Regions from separate parts of the Homo sapiens genome. Here region 1 is linked to region 2. A link is an interaction called in ENCODE POLR2A ChIA-PET data of the cell type or tissue named here. Cell type or tissue: PC-3. All regions are shown on one strand. Links, peaks and the distances in the headings refer to the core of each region. The heading gives the core; the rest is flanking DNA.

Region 1 (8,083 bases), core at 3,114-5,613, 660 kb before region 2:
GTGATCAGTGTGAAACCTAGAAAATGAGAATGTGTTGCATCAATACGGTGCAGCCCATGGTAGAGACACATCAGCATGGGAAGACAGATATTTGAAGCCCTAAATTTGATGTGAATGGGTTGGGAACAGGGCTAGCTCCTCACCCAGGCTCCCATGACCCACATGGAACCTCTTCTAGAGTTACCTGCACCACCCTTTGTCCAGACCACACTGTCACTGGGTCATCCTCTAATAACTAATGTGCTTTCTCGAATACCATTAAGTACACACACTGGGCATTAAGCGTAGGTGTTCTGTTCCCTAGAGAGGAATCTCTTATGTTATAATTAGAAGGTAAGTATTCTGCTTATCTTCTGTCTCTGGGGAGTTTAGTCAGCATATATCAGTTCCTAGGAGTCCTCCCCCAAAAATTCTGAACTCAATGCAACCCATAGAGTCTCCACCCAGGTGAGTGGTTGGCCTCCCTGGATACCATCATTTCGCCTATAAAGGCAAGAAAGCAGATATCAATTCATCTGCAAGGGTAGAAACAAACCAGATTGGCTCCTCAGTTACCCTGAAATCAACCAATGTTGTCATAATTATCCCTGAGCTTGGCTCTGCCTCTTCAACAGGACAATTCAAATGCCCAGCTGGGCAAAACTGGTGACCATCCAATACCTTGGACCTGGAATAGGCTGTAAAACTGGCTGTAAAACTAAACCTGTAAAAATTAACATTCAGCCGAATGCAGGAAATTAAAGCTATTCACAATACGCATGCTAAAAGTACTTCTAATGGTAACAGGAACCCCAAGCAATGACAGGAAGCAGGAATTCCTGAGACACAGGGCCTATTTCTGGAGCCCATGGAGCAGTTTCTTATTGTTACTTTTGAACTCAAGAGAGAGGGGATTCCCCAGAGCTACCAAATAAATCAACGGTGTGCTTAGAACCTTCAGCCTAAGAATTCTGACTCAATCTGAAAGACCAGCCTTCCTCCCCACAGATACTGTTGGCATCATCAAAGATACTAAAGTTCTGGGTAGACAGAAACTATTAGAAATGACCAACAAGGAGGAGAAAGTCCCCAAAGAGACTGAAGATATCACAAGTGAGAAATTCCTGCCCCAAAGATTGAGACTCCCTGAATTCGCAGTCCTGACTCCTCCTTGGAGGGCCTCTCACACCATGATAGAGACTAGAGTCCCGGGACCTGGGCATGCACAGGACATCAGATGTCAAGAGAGAAAACATGGAAAGACTTTCAGCCCCCTGGCAAGGGAGGAACTTTATTGGAGAAGGAGAAGGAGGCCACTGCTTATGCTTAGTCATTACTAGCAGGGGCCTGTAGGGACTGCTATAAAGACAAAAACGTTCAAGAAGTCGTAGAGCCCCTTTATCACTCAGGTAATGAGAGGTAGCTTAATCTCAGTGCAATCCTACACTCTATTAAGCTAGTAAAGAACCTGTTTGGAAAATGTGTTAAAAATCCTTCGAGTTCATGCTTTCGTGCTTCAACATCCTTCTCACTGCCCAAGTACTGAGCAAAACCAGCAGGAACTGTTGGATGATAAACCTAACCCCTGGCCTCGAGTTCCCCCAGGCTCCCGCCCCTTCACCACTGCCCACTTGCCTTTGAGCCCAGTGAAATTTCTTGGCATCAATTAACCTCAAACCCATCCCAGATCCCAATAAAGGATTCAACCCACAGGTCCCACTCTCTCTCTACTGCACAATCTGTTCAATTGGGCACCCTGCTGATTGTACCCCTGTATGGCATGTGGTGAACCCACTCCAGACCTGTAAGTGTAATAAACTACTTCCTTTCAAGCTTCATCCTTGCCTCCTCCTATAACCACACTGATTTTACCATACCATACCCAACATCTACCTACATTCTTGGAACAGGAAACCTGGCCAGGCACATAATGGAGATCATGCTTTCGTTATCAAAGAAGAGAGAAGCTAGGCCGGGTGTGGTGGCTGACGCCTGTAATCCCAGCACTTTGGGAGGCTGAGGGGGGTAGATCGATTGAGCTCAGGAGTTTGAGACAAGCCTGGGCAACATGATGAAACCCCATCTCTACAAGAGATACCAAAATTAGCTGGGCATGCTACTTGGGGGGGCTGAGATGTGAGGATCACTTGAGCCTGGAAGGCTGAGGCTGCAGTGAGCTGTAATCACACCACTGCCCTCCAGCCTGGGTGATAAAGTAAGACCCTGCCTAAAAAAATAAATAAATAAATAAAAATTAAAAAAAAATAAGAAAAGAAAAAACGCCAGGAAACCCAAGAAAGAATAATGTCAGTATCTTCCCTCAGGCCCCTGAGTAATGATGGCTCTGGGTAATGGGCCATCTGTAACCCAGCTTCCTCCACTCACACTTGCTCCTCCTGGGAAGGTCCCAACTCAAGACAATCTGCTTTTGCACCTGGCCAAGTCACAACAATCCAAAAGGACAAACATGTCTGAGAAATATCCAGCTCACACCAACACAAGTTTGAAATCACTCCAGATTGAGGGAAGCTGCAGAGGATTTAACTCTACTTGGATAAAAGCCTCCTGGCTAGTGACTCAGACCAGACTGAGAACCCAAATCCAAGTGCAGCCTCTCCAGGGAGCCGGTTTTTTTAACAAACTATGGCTGGAGAAAAACTCCCACACCCCCTTATTGTTAGTTTGATGGAGTAAAAGAGCATGTGCTTTAACAATGCATAGCACCCACAAAATACAGCCTCTGTTCTTTGGTCACTGAGACACATGTACCCTATGGAATGCCTTTAAATATGCACACATACACATATATTTCAATATTTATTCTTCAAGTTACTTTCATGATTAGCCTAGCCTGATTTATGCATGGGTCTTTAGGAAAATGACCATTCATTCTCTACTACTCCACAATCTGAAAGTTTAGAAGACAACTACATGGTAAGTGGCTGTGGTAGGCAGCCTCTAAGATGGCCCCCAACAGTCCCTACCTAGTGGTATTCATGGTCTTGTGTAATCCCCACCCTTTCAGTAACTTGCTTTTAATTAATAAAGCAACATTGAAGGGATGTCATTTTTGTGATTATGACTTCCATCTTGCTAGCAGACTTTCTCTGGCATTAATAAAGTAAGCTGTAGTGTTAGAGAGGCCCAAGTGGCAAGAAACTGAAGGCAGCCAACAACCAGCAAGGAACCAAGGCTTTCAATCCAATGGTCCTCAAAGAACCGAATCCTGCCCATAACCACGAGTGGATCTTTCCCCAGTTAAGCCTTCAGATGAGACCACTGACCCACCAGACACTTTGACTGTGGCCTTGTGAGAGATCCTAAAGCACAGGACCCAGCTGAGCCATTCCCAGGTCCCTGGACCACTGATATTAAATGTCTATTGCTTGAAGCTGCTACATTTTAGGGTAATTTATTATACAGCAATAGATAACCAATACACTGGGGGAAGCACCTGATGGGTTTGGCATATTTTTAGTTTGTAGGCTTTGGAAAGAATCCTAAAAGCAGAGAACCAGAAATAAAATAGGGACAATTGAAAATGACAAAAATAGGGCAAATTAAAAAATGACAATACTTAAATTCCCAATATGGAAAAGTAGTCAATTTCAGAGCCCTAACATGACCCCAGAAGGTAATCAAAGTCTTGCAGGACAAGTAGAAGAAAAAAGGAGGGAGAGAATCATTGTAGAAGTGATCAAAGCATGCAGCATCTAATCTAAATTAATATTCTGATTAACACTCATCATATCTAGGCTGAAATTAATTTCAACTTCTTTGCTTTAAACCAGAGAGCTAAGGAACTAAATATTTTAAAAGCACCATCTCTGCTGATCTGAGCAGCCAGATGTTTAAATAAATTCTACAGACAAGATTTTTCTCAGTGGATTCACATTTCTTAGAGCTGGTACTAGGGTTAAACCAAACAAACGATGTGTTCCACACGAAGGAAAAGCATCATTCCCACTGTCAGGCTTTGGCACCTCACCCTGAACTCCATACCTGTAGAGGGTATCTGTAAAGAGTGTATCTATTATAGATATACTCAATGTTTTCTCACCAGTATATCTATGACAGATGGAGCTCCTGGCTGGTTAAGTGGGACAAACATCTGTGAATTACAAATCTACCTCATTCTAATTGGGAAATACTCTTTATCTAGAGCTAGGGGTGTTTATTCAAGAGGTCCATAGTCTTCTTACATTACTGGGCCTAATACCAAGACACACAGGAATCCCAACTGAGGGTTACCATCTGTATTAGTCAATTTCCTGTTGTTTATAATAGAATATCTGAAACTGAGTCATTTCTAAAGGAAAGGAATTTATTTCTTATAGTTCTAAAGGCTGAGAAGTCTAAGGTCAAGGGTTGAAATCTGGTGATGGCCTTCCTGCTGGTTGGGACTCTCAGTAGAGGGCTGAGGTGGTGCAGGACATCACATGGTGAGGGGGCTGAGTGTGCTAACATGTTATTTTAGGCAGGCCTCCCTTCTTATCAAGCCTCTAGTTCCATTCCCAAGATAACCCATTAATCCATTGATAGGGGCAGAGCTCTCATGATCCAATCACCTTTTAAAGGCCCTACCTCTCAATACTGCCACAGTGGAATGTAAGTTTCAACATGAGTTTTGAAGAAGACGAATATTCAAGCCATAGCTTCAACTTTCAATACCACCACCAAAAGTATCTATTTAGTGAAAGAAAAAAATAAAAGGGCTGAACTGAGCCACGGCTTTGGGTTAGTTCAGCATAAATTGTTCGAGAAAACCATGCAGCAGAGCTTCTGTACAGCACAAGTGGAAAGAGTAAGAATGAGGCTCAGAAACCACCATGTGCACTTGCCCCATCCAGAGAGAAGTGGAGGGCTGAGCTGCTGTCACAGTGACCTTTGTTCTGTCAGTAACACATGGCCTCAGCCTGCTGTCCACTCAGCCCATCCTGCTGAAACCAAAGGGGAAAAAGGAATGGGAGAAGGATGAGAATCAAACATCTGGTGAGGAGGAGGGAGGCCCGTGCTATTCGGATCTGGTATAAAGCTCCCAGGAATTGCAAAGCTGTTCTTAGCACATCAGCTCGGTGGGCCTGGGCGGATGGAGGCAGATGCACACAGCAACACCAGGAGCAGGGGAAAGTCTGCCTTTTAAGGTTCATGTTCCCCAGCAGGCCCTTTCCCATTCTAAACACGTTTCCCACCATTCTCTCATCCCCAGTGTGTCGTTTTACCCTAACTGTGTGTGTGTGACTCACGTGAAACTGAGTTTCAATCTGATCACATACCACAGGGTATGTTTGGAAAACCTTTTGTGATTTAAGATTTATTTAATGATTTCTATTTTAAAGTACTCCTAATCCTAGTTTCATGGACATTTATACTCAGAGAGTTATGTCGAGCCTTTAAATAACAACCTCACACATTCTTTCTAAGTTAAATTCCAATGGCTAGCCTTGCAAATGGTTTGGTGCTTTTATAAAATACTGCATTAAGTCTTAAAGATAGATTTCTGGGAGAAAAGTTTTGATATGTGTCTTTTTATATATGTGGAGTTCTCTCTTTTGAAAGAGGAGAAAAATTAGAAATTACATATGTGTTTAGAGATTGCTTAAAATATCACTTAAAGCAGAAGAGCACAACCATAAGTGTTGAATTAAGGTGGAGACCGCCTAACAGGAAGGTATGCAACTTTCCCTAAATTCCTCCAGCCTGCGCTGGCTCCAAGGAACCAAGGTTAGAAGCTCCCGAGTGCTACAGGAACGTCTCCGCCAAGGAAGCCATATATGCTCGCCCATCTAGTCCAGAGGAAATCACCCTTGGCTCCCCTTTCTAACTCAAAGGACGCTTTTTTCTCACTATTTTGGCAGCCACAAGGCTGTTAGAGTCAAAGGAAGTCCTTTGTCTTTTCTGGGAGAGCTCCATCTATGTGGGGATGTGCATCCAAAGCAACTTTCCAGTCATTGAGGCTGACCTGCAGTTACTCACCAGTGCACTGGTGCCCATCGCCGGCATAACCAGGCAGGCAGGCACAGCTGAACGTGCTGCCTCCATGGTGAACACACCGGGCCTGCCCAGCAGGAGCACAGGTATGACTGCCATCCTCACAGGGGTTGGCAGGTGGGGTGATCACTGAAAAGAGAAGAAGATAAGGGCATCCAGAGTTTAGGCCTGCAAAGGATGAGCCTCACTCCTCATGGCATGATCCACAGACCAACAGCAACAGACCAGGGAATGCAGGTTCTCAGACCCTACCCAAGGTCCAGTGATTCAGAATCTGGATTTTAATAAGATTCCTAGATGGTTTGTATGCTATTAAAGTTCAAGTACTGGTATGAATTTGCTGTTAAAATACTAAGCACAAAAACCCATCACCTAAGCAGTCCTCAATTAAAGTTTATAACACTCCAGAGCAATTGCTACACACACACACACACACACACACACACACACACGCAGTTTCTCCTGTCACTTTTACCCTCATCCCACTGAATTAAAGAGTGCATTTTCTTTCTTTTTTTTTTTTTTTTGAGATGGAGTCTCACTCTGTCGCCAGGCTGGAGTACAGTGGCGTGATCTCGGCTCACTGCAACCTCCAACTCCCTGGTTCAAGTGATTCTCCTGCCTCAGCCTCCTGAGTAGCTGGGATTACAGGCGTGAGCCACCATGCCTGGCTAAAGAGTGCATTTTCTTTACTCTCATCCATCTTTATCAATGGGATGAATTGGGATAGTTCTTTTGATCCATTTTTAGGTCTGTAGTATTTTCTGGAAATACAGAAGAGGTAATTTGTTACAGAAGGAGCTCTTTAGCCAGTCAAGTAGGACATGCATCAGTGAATTATAAATCCATCTCTTCTAATTTGAAAAATACTTTAGGCTCTATCTAAAGAGCTGGAGGTGTTTACTAGTGAAGTTCATCATCTTGTTACATGACTGGGCCAGAAATCCCAACTGAGGTGGGCATCCTTCAATAACTCAACACCAAAAATATCTATTTAGGGAAAAACAGTGAAAATAAACAGGGCTGAAACTGAGCCATAGCTTTGAGAGATTTTGTTGTTTTTTTTTTTGTTTTTTTGAGACAGAGTCTCACTCTATTACCTAGGCTGGAATGCACTAGCATGCTGTCAGTTCACTGCAACCTCTGCCTCCTGCGCTCAAGCAATCCTCCTATCTCAGCCTCCTGAGTAGCTGGGACTACAGGCGTGTGCCACCACACCTGGCTAATGTTTTGTATTGTTTGTAGAGACGGGGTTTTGCTATGTTGCCCAGGCTGGTCTCGAACTTCTGAACTCAAGCGATCCACCTGCCTCAGCCTTCCAAAGCGATGATTACAGGCGTGAGCCACCACATCCAGCCAGCTTTGGGTTATTTTGATGTAAACTGTCTTCTTAAGAAAACCATATAGCAGAGCCTCTGAATAGCAGAAGTCAAAACACTGACAGATTAAAGAGCAAGATTAAAGAGCACCATTTTGGCCACACAGGAAAATGATTTTGGAACTCACAGATGCAAGTATGCCGGTCATCTGCAAACTCATAACCACTCCGGCACTCACACCTGTAGCTTCCAGGCAAGTTGATACATACAGAGTTGGGGCCACAGCGATGAAAGCCAGTTGCACATTCATTTTCATCTAAGAAGAAATGAGAAGAGAAAAATTCTGCTTAATTCAAGGGTCCCAGAAGTGGAGGGTCTAAAAACTCAATGTTTTCTCACTAGTATGATGCTTCAATGGGACAAATGGTTGGCAGATGTAGAATTTTTAAAAATCAGATATGAATGCATGTTGCAGATAATCAGAAATAGTAAAAATTTCATGCCATTCAAGTAAACACCACAGGAAGATAAATTTTTAAGTGAATATTCTAAGAATTCTTTAACTGTTTTAAAAAGAATGGATACTTGGAAGAAAACCAACAATTTTTTTTAATATCAAGAAATTTCTACCGTTGCCTTTTGGGGATATAAGACACACAATGTCTGTCTAAAATTTAAAGAAAATCAGAAAATGTGCTTTTTGGTAAGTCTAAGAACTACTTACTACAAAAGCTCAAAATTACAAAACTTAACTCAAAACATCCAGGAACTGCAACAGATGTTTTCTTTTCACA
Region 2 (8,083 bases), core at 1,733-4,232:
TCCCAGCTACTCTGGAGGCTGAGACAAGAATCGCTTGAACCGGGGAGGCGGAGGTTGCAGTGAGCCAAGATCACGCCACTGCTCCATCTCAAAAAAATAAATAAAATAAAATACATAAAAAATAAAATGTTAAACAAAAACAAACAGAAAGAGAGCCATTCAGCATAAATACCTCTCAAGGGGTTTCACCACTGGAAGCAGATAAATGGGATAGTAGGTACAACGGAAATGGGTTTTTCAAGTTTTTCATTAAGATACTGGACACATCAATAGGTATACGTACACACCTTGTAGCTCGCAGATTTAATTCCATCAGGAACTTCATCCTGAAAAAGAAAAAAATATGTTTTTAGTTGGCATTTATTCTATCTTCTTAAAACATATCTTAAATTTCTGTGATTTATGAGAAAAATTCATATAACAAATTATCGAAGTTGGATTTTTTAACAGAATAGGTAGTATTCATATGATTGCTTAAAAGTAAATAAAAATTCAAGAACAAATTATTCTATGGATTGCTGAGCATACATTATGTATATTACAGCAAGGAGATGTAAAAATAATCATTTAGCCATTATCCCTTTTGATGTTCAAATTGTCCCGTATTTGGCCACTAGGAGATCCACTGAGTGCTGACTTGATATTGACACCTGTGTCCTTTTGCTATTACTCCAGTGGTCCTTAGTAGAATTGTTTTTGTTTTCTGTGATGGCCAGATATTCTAGATTCTTGGAACCTAGGGGTTTGGGTCATGGAGACAGATCTCTCATGAACCGCTTGGTGCCATCTCTGAGGTAATGAATTAATCTACTGGTTCTATTATCTAGAAGTAATAAGTTCTATTATCTAGAACAAATCTATTAGTTCACTCCATACCTGGCACCTCCTTGCTCTCTTGCTGTCTCTTGCCATGTGATATGACAGCTCCCTTTTTGCCTTCTGCCATGATTGTAAGCTTTAGGCCTCACCAGAAGCCAAGCAGACGCTGGCACCATGCTTCTTCCCCCTGCAGAACTGTGAGCCAAATAAGCCTCTTTTCTTTATAAATTACCCAGTCTCAGGTGTTCCCTCATAGCAATGCAAAATGGACTAACACATTTATGTTACTTTACCAGTCTCTTCCCCATCTCCTCATCTGCTATTCCACACTCCCCACAATACTGCCAGTTAACATTCTAACTCTGATCTAATCGTGGCATTTCTCTGCTAAGCTAACATTATCTGTATTTATAAACTAAGAATATTTTTAGATGGATAAATACCTTCCAATGATTTTTTTTTTTTTCAGATAGGGTCTCACTCTGTTGCCCAGGCTGGAGTGCAGTGGCAGATCTTGGCTCACTGCAACCTCCGCCTCCTGGGTTCAAATGATTCTTGTACCTCAGCCTCCCGAGTGGCACCCTGCTATGTCCAGCTCATTTTTGTATTTTTAGTAGAGACAGGGTTTCACCATGTTGGCCAAGCTGACCTCAAACTCCTGACCTCAAGTGATCTGCCTGCCTTGGCCTCCCAAAGTGATGGGATTATAGGCATAAGCCACCATGCCTGGCCTTCCAATGATCTTTTAAAGAAAAAAGCTTTTCTCCATCATAACATCAGTTCAAGAAAAAAACAAGTATTGCTGCCAGGTACAGCGGCTTATGCCCATAATCCCAGCACTTTGGGATGCCAAGGCGGGTGGATCATCTGAGCTCAGGAGTTAAAGACCCCAGTGGACAACATGGTGAAACCTTGTCTCTACCAAAAATACAAAAAATTAGCTGGGCATGATGTGTGCCTGTAGTCCGCCTGTAGTCCCAGGTACTCAGGAGGCTGAGGTGAGAGGACTGCTTAGGCCCAGGAGGCAGAGGTTGCAGTGAGCCAAGATCATGCCACTGCACTCCAGCCTGGGCAACAGAGTGAGACCCTGTCTCAAAAACAAGCAAAAAACACAAACAAAAAAAAAAAAAAAAAAAAACAAAGTATTGGCATGAAAGGCATTCTGCCTTTCACTTCTTCCCAGCTCTGCAGAAGCTTAAAATTACTGGATCCTGACTCAATATTTCAGTGCAAATTGATAACTTCCACCTGATTCTTTTATAGCACTTCAATACATTCAAATCAAACAATAAATATATATTTAACATTTCTCAAATGCTAAAATTGGTTGTTTTCTCTTGGATTTACAATGAAATACATCTCATTCATCAGTCTGTCAACTGATGGAATCAATAAGCTATTATTTTATGCTACAGTATTTTCAGGGTTTCTGCTCCCTCCAATCTTCTTTTCCAAATGGTGTCCCCTAGTTCTACACTTCATCAATAATAATCAGAAATAATTGGTATCTCAAGATGAGATTTGACTTTGCAATAACTGTAAAGTATTTGTATTTTCTAATATTAATAAAAAGCTCATTTAATGAACAAGTATAATTAAACGCCTTTATTAAGCATCTACCATATTTCAGCATTTTTACTAATTCATATAATTAGGATATTGGTAAATGTCCCCAACTAATTTTTTCTATTACTAAATTACAAACGCAAAACTTAGAATACAAAATGTTTACACTGTTAATATCACTTTAATGATATGCTCATGCTTTAATAGTGACAAGGTGTTTCATAAATTAATCCTTTAATTTTCAATAAGTTGTATCTATATGAGGATTAATGTAACAAAAAACATGCTTCTCATTCTCATGGTAAAATGCCCATAAATAGTATATGACATTGGCCTTAATTCCACATGCTAGATAAGTCTGTGTAACAATATTTACATATGTAAAATTAAACCACCCAAAACCACAATACCACTTCACACCTATTAGGATAACTATTATCCAAAAGAATAGAAAGTAAAAGTATTGTCAAGAATGTGAAGAAACTGGAACTCTTGTACATTGCTGGTAGGAATGTAAAACGGTACAGCCACTGTTGAAGACAGTATGGCAGATCCTCAGAAAAAAACAAACGGAACTAACACATGATCCAGCAATTCCACTTCTAAGTATATACCCCAAAAAACTAAAGTAGGGACTCAAATAAATATTTGTGCATAGCAGCATTATTCACAATAGCAAAAAGGTAGAAATAACCCAAAAGTCCATCAACAGGTGACTATATAAACAAAACATAGTATAGGCATACAGTGGAATGTTATTCAGCGTTAAAAAGGAATCGAAGCTGGGCATGGTGGCTCACACCTGTAATCCCAGCACTTTGGGAGGCTGAGGCAGGCAGATCACCTGAGGTTACCAGTTCGAGACCAGCCTGACCAGCATGGACCAACATGGAGAAACCCCATCTCCACTAAAAATACAAAATTAGCTGGGCGTGGTGGCACACACCTGTAATCCCAGCTACTTGGGAGGCTGGGGCAGGAGAATCGCTTGAACCCAGGAGGCGGAGGTTGCAGTGACCTGAGATCATGCCACTGCACTCCAGCCTGGGCAACAGGGTGAGACATCATGTCAAAAAAAAAGGTCAACTTTATTTTAAAAGTAAAATAAAAAGATGTACTTAAAAAGGGAATAAATTGTCATTCAAAAATATTTTTAAAACTCTATTTTCACAGTAGGATACTTCAAATTTTAATGCTCCAAAAATTCCTAAGTAAAACCAGGTGTTTTGTCCACTCACACCCCAGGAAATCCAAGGCAAAAACACACCCGAAAAAAGAGGGGGGGAATTTTGTTTATACTTCGATTAATTTCATTTTATTATGCTATATATATAACTTGGTTCAGAAAAGATGTAAGAGGAAAATCAAATATCAGGCCAAAAGAATTATTATCAATCTCCCTAATAAGTCAAAGGATTATATTAACCACAAAATGTTAATTCTATTATTATGAAGGCAGTGTAATTCAAAATAGGTTTTATAAGTTTGGGTTTTTAACATATAAATATTGAATGTTATATTTAAACTAAGGACTGCACGATTATTTTAGTTTTATTGGCTGCCTTTAAAAAGTTGTAATGGGCTGGGTGCAGTGGCTCACACCTGTAATCCCAGCACTCTGGGAGGCTAAGGCAGATGGATTGTTTGAGCCCAGAAATTCAAGACCAACCTGGGCAACATAGTGAAACCTCATCTCTATTTTTTCAAAAAAAAATTCTTAAATAAAACAAAACAAAAAGTTATAATGAATGAAAAAACATGTAACAGTTTTTAAATGTATACATGGTTCTTACAGATTGACATGGTTTGACAGCACAGTCCCTTCTTCCACACTGGCTGATGTCATTCCAGAAAGGACACGGCCTCTTCAGGTTTACCTGTAAAATAATAATAGAAAAAAAATTATAAAAATCAGAATCCCAAAATTATAATTGACAGTTACAAATTATGGTGCTATAACTTGGTCATGTTATCAGGTGCAAATACAGTATTTCTTCCACCTATCTGTTGCCAGTTTATAACAACTGCATAAATGTGAGGCTGGTATAAGTAAATTGGTAGACTTGGTTAGAAAGACACAGACTGGGCCGGGCACAGTGGCTTATGCCTGTAATCCCAGCACTTTGGGAGGCCGAGGGGGGCGGATCACCTGAGGTCAGGAGTTTGAGACCAGCCTGGCCAACGTGGCGAAACCCCGTCTCTACTAAAAATACAAAAATTAGCGAGGCCTGGTGGCAGGTGCCTGTAATCCTAGCTACTCGGGAGGCTGAGGCAGGAGAATCACTTGAACCCAGGAGTCGAAGGGCGCAGTGAGCCAAGGTCATGCCACCACACTCCAGCCTAGATGACAAGAGCAAGACTTTGTCTCAAAAAAGAAAAAAAAGACACAGATTGGGCTGGGCAAGGTGGCTGGCGCCTGTAATCCCAATACTTTGGGAGGCCAAGGCAGGTGGGTTACCTGAGGTCAGGAGTTCAAGACCAGCCTGGCCAGCACGGCAAAACCCCATCTCCACTAAAAATACAAAAATTAGCCAGGTGTGGTGGCAGGTGCCTGTAATCCCAGTTACTTGGGAGGCTGAGGCAGGAGAATTGCCTGAACCCAGGAGGCGGAAGTTGGCAGTGAGCAGAGATCATGCCACTGCACTCCAGCCTGGGTGACAAAGCAAGATTCTGTCTCAAAAAAAAAAAGACACAGACTGCCACTAAATAGACCCTGAACAGATGGCAACTAGGAGCCAAAGTAGCTCGACTCACATTCTTTTCAAACAAGAAAGAGTTAACAGGTAGAGGATAGACAATTGTAAACTGACTACAACTAAATACTCCATTGATCAGGTTTTCTAAACTCTTCTAGTAGATATCTCAAGATAAAACAGCACAAGTGATTTGTTTAAATAATATAGGTCAGGATAAAGTCATGATTCTACAAAAAATATTTAATTATTTTAATTAATTGGAGCCAATCTGATGTTTTAGAAAATTATGATCTCACCATTTTGATAACAATATATAATAATTTCTGTCCTAACTTCAATTTAACCAACTAGATTCTAACTCTAGAGTGTAAAATTCAGTTATTAAAATTATCCAATGGATGGTTTCAGAATCACATGCTTCACTCTTATGAACTGAATTTTCTTAATAAAGCCTATATCAATTTTAAATAACAACTACAATTTTGAAGCTCAGTAATTCTTAAGAAAATCTAATTATCCATTTAAAGTATTCATATATAAAAAATTAAAATTAAAAATACCTTGTAATACCTAAAGTAGTCACTTTCAAGAAGTTTTTGTAGTCTTGGGAAAAGCCTGTAGTTATTAAATCTATCAATGGTTTCAACATCACAGGTACAATCATCCAAGTAACCACTAACCTGTTACAAAGAAAATGAAATATTAAATTGAAATGTCCTAAATGCAACAGGGTTCTTTTTCCTCACATGGTTGTTAGGAAACAGCCCCCTACTCAACCAGTCCTTATCCTCCCTCCTCCCACATAGTTTCTTGAGATGGGGTATGACAATAATCTAGTAATACTGCTGCTCTTGCTATATACCGAGGAATGGAAGGTGTGCAGAGCTCATGACACACACACACACACACACACACACACACACAGAGAGAGTTGGCCCCCTGGCAACCTTTATTTTGTAACTCTGCCCTCCAGGCCATAGTTGACCTGACCAAGGGTAGGCATCCAACTCAAACCAGGTCATGGTCCCCTCTCCAGGATCCTAGAATTGAGAATAACAGGGAAAGATGTCTCCCTGTGGCTAGACCAGTAAAACAAATACTCCATCATGTGAACTGAGGAGCACATGATCCAGTTGGCAAAGAGAGGAAAAGTTTTTAAAAGATACACAAAGCTTGATTGTCCTCGGAATTCTTGGGGGGCAAAAAAAGATACACAAAGAAGCAGAGGTAGGAGATAGAGTATATGCTACTTGGGTATCTGAGGGGTTTCCAGCTCCCACTTCCACTGTCCTTCCTGAGGCACAGCTGCATTCCCATCCTTAGCTTTCAGTAAGGATCTAACAATCCTCAAATATTGGGCTGTAACAATTTCTTAAAGGTTTGGAATGGTGCTTAGAAACCATTTATCATTAGTAACAATGAAACAGCAAACTGACCTCAAAGTCAATCCTGCTCTTCAAATGTTTAAAGCTAATGTCTTAATGGTATGTACTAAATCAAGCTACTAAATGCACATATCCTAGGATACAATGGTAATGATAATAAATATTATCAATTATGAAACTAGAATTCTTTTTTTTTCTTTTTTCACCAGTGTTACTTGCCAAATTAAACTAAAATTCTTAGATGTTTATTTGAGCTAGAAAAACATCTAATAGAACTAAAGATTGCTTTAAGAAACAAATATATCATGATTCCAAAAACAAAAACAAACTTAGGAAAAAACTGTTAAATATAGCATGCTCCAGAAAAGAGATCTTTATACTTTGGTCTAGATATCTGCATTTTAAACTACTTTGGATTATATTTTAGGAAGATCTATAGCCTAGAAATAAATAATTTAAAAATCTACTGATAAGGAAGCAAATCAATAATACTCTATTGAAATACTGAATTAAGATTCAGTATTTCAGAACACTGTAAAATCCTAAACTTTCTTTTGAGAATATCACAAAAGAGTAATGGAAATTTTTCACCTAAAAGAAATAAGAATACTTTGGATGACAACAGCAATATTCAAGAAGAACTTTTTACTGCTTTTCCCACTCTTACTTGTTTTGGACTAATTCAGTTTCTAGAAATCAGATCTACATATTTTGTCATGTAATAACTATTTTCATTTCATATGCAAATTTGTCCTTGTTTCCTACTAAAAATTCTCTGAATACACAAGAATCTCAGAGTCCTAATTTTGGATACCAACAACACAAAGTACTTCTAACCTAAATGATATGATTTTTCAAACTTTCTTTTCAACCTTAAGAGCAGAACTTCTAGGGACAAAAAATAGCTGTTTCTCCCCTTTGATATGAATTATTATGCAAAGAATGACAGACATAGAGACTGCAAAGGCCAAAGGGACATATGCAAAGTAGAGACATTAAGTTACAAAAAGAAACACATGAAAAACTTGAGAGCAAGTTTCAAGGCATCCATTCTTCCCCCTGAGGAATTCATTTTTAAGGTTAAAATATATCTTCAAGCCTCAGCTCAGTATCACCTTTTTCAGGAAGCTGTCCTTCCAGTACTCCTTACCACCCGCTGGGTTAAATGCCTCTCCCAGCTGCTCCCAAGACACTCCACACACTATTATCTAAGTATTACTGTACCTCACAGCAGTGAATTTATCTATTTTACCCCTGCCCACTAAAGTATAAAATCCTTGAGTGAAAAATCATATACTTCCAGAAAGCACACAGTAGATGCTCAATAATTATTTGTGGCCTGTAATCCCAGCACCCTGGGAGGCCAAGGCGGGAGGATCACTTGAGGTCAGGAGTTGAAGACCAGCCTGACCAACATGGTGAAGCCCCATCCCTACCAGAAACATAAAAATTAGCCGGGCATGGTGGCCCATGCCTGTTGTCCCAGCTACTTGGGCGCCTGAGGCAGGAGAATCGCTTGAACCCAAAACGCAGAGGTTGCAGGGAACCAAGATCACACCACTGCACTGCACTCCAGCCTCGGCAACAAAGTGAGATTCTGTCACAAATAAATTATTA

What was found. ChIA-PET counts read pairs that join two places held together with the same protein. Peaks named below come from ENCODE experiments on the same cell type or tissue, not always from the same donor. Only the 100,000 strongest peaks of a DNase experiment are listed, where the experiment ranks them.
Region 1: POLR2A ChIA-PET joins it to region 2 with 10 read pairs; 2 of 35 experiments call an interaction of 5 or more read pairs at or near these places.

Annotation. Positions count from the first base shown.
Region 1 is chr14:52,021,246-52,029,328 of GRCh38, forward strand. NID2 (nidogen 2) reads right to left here. Exons shown (of 22, transcript NM_007361.4): 11 at 7,477-7,605; 12 at 5,956-6,099. Among named protein-coding and RNA genes, the nearest start is that of RTRAF, 36 kb to the left of the region's middle. In PC-3, for the core only: no CTCF peak of the experiment used is centred there; a DNase peak (open chromatin) is centred at 4,206; H3K27ac peaks cover 1,380 bases.
Region 2 is chr14:52,678,147-52,686,229 of GRCh38, forward strand. It overlaps ERO1A (endoplasmic reticulum oxidoreductase 1 alpha), which reads right to left. Exons shown (of 16, transcript NM_014584.3): 2 at 5,642-5,761; 3 at 4,179-4,262; 4 at 288-326. Among named protein-coding and RNA genes, the nearest start is that of ERO1A, 13 kb to the right of the region's middle. In PC-3, for the core only: no CTCF peak of the experiment used is centred there; no DNase peak of the experiment used is centred there.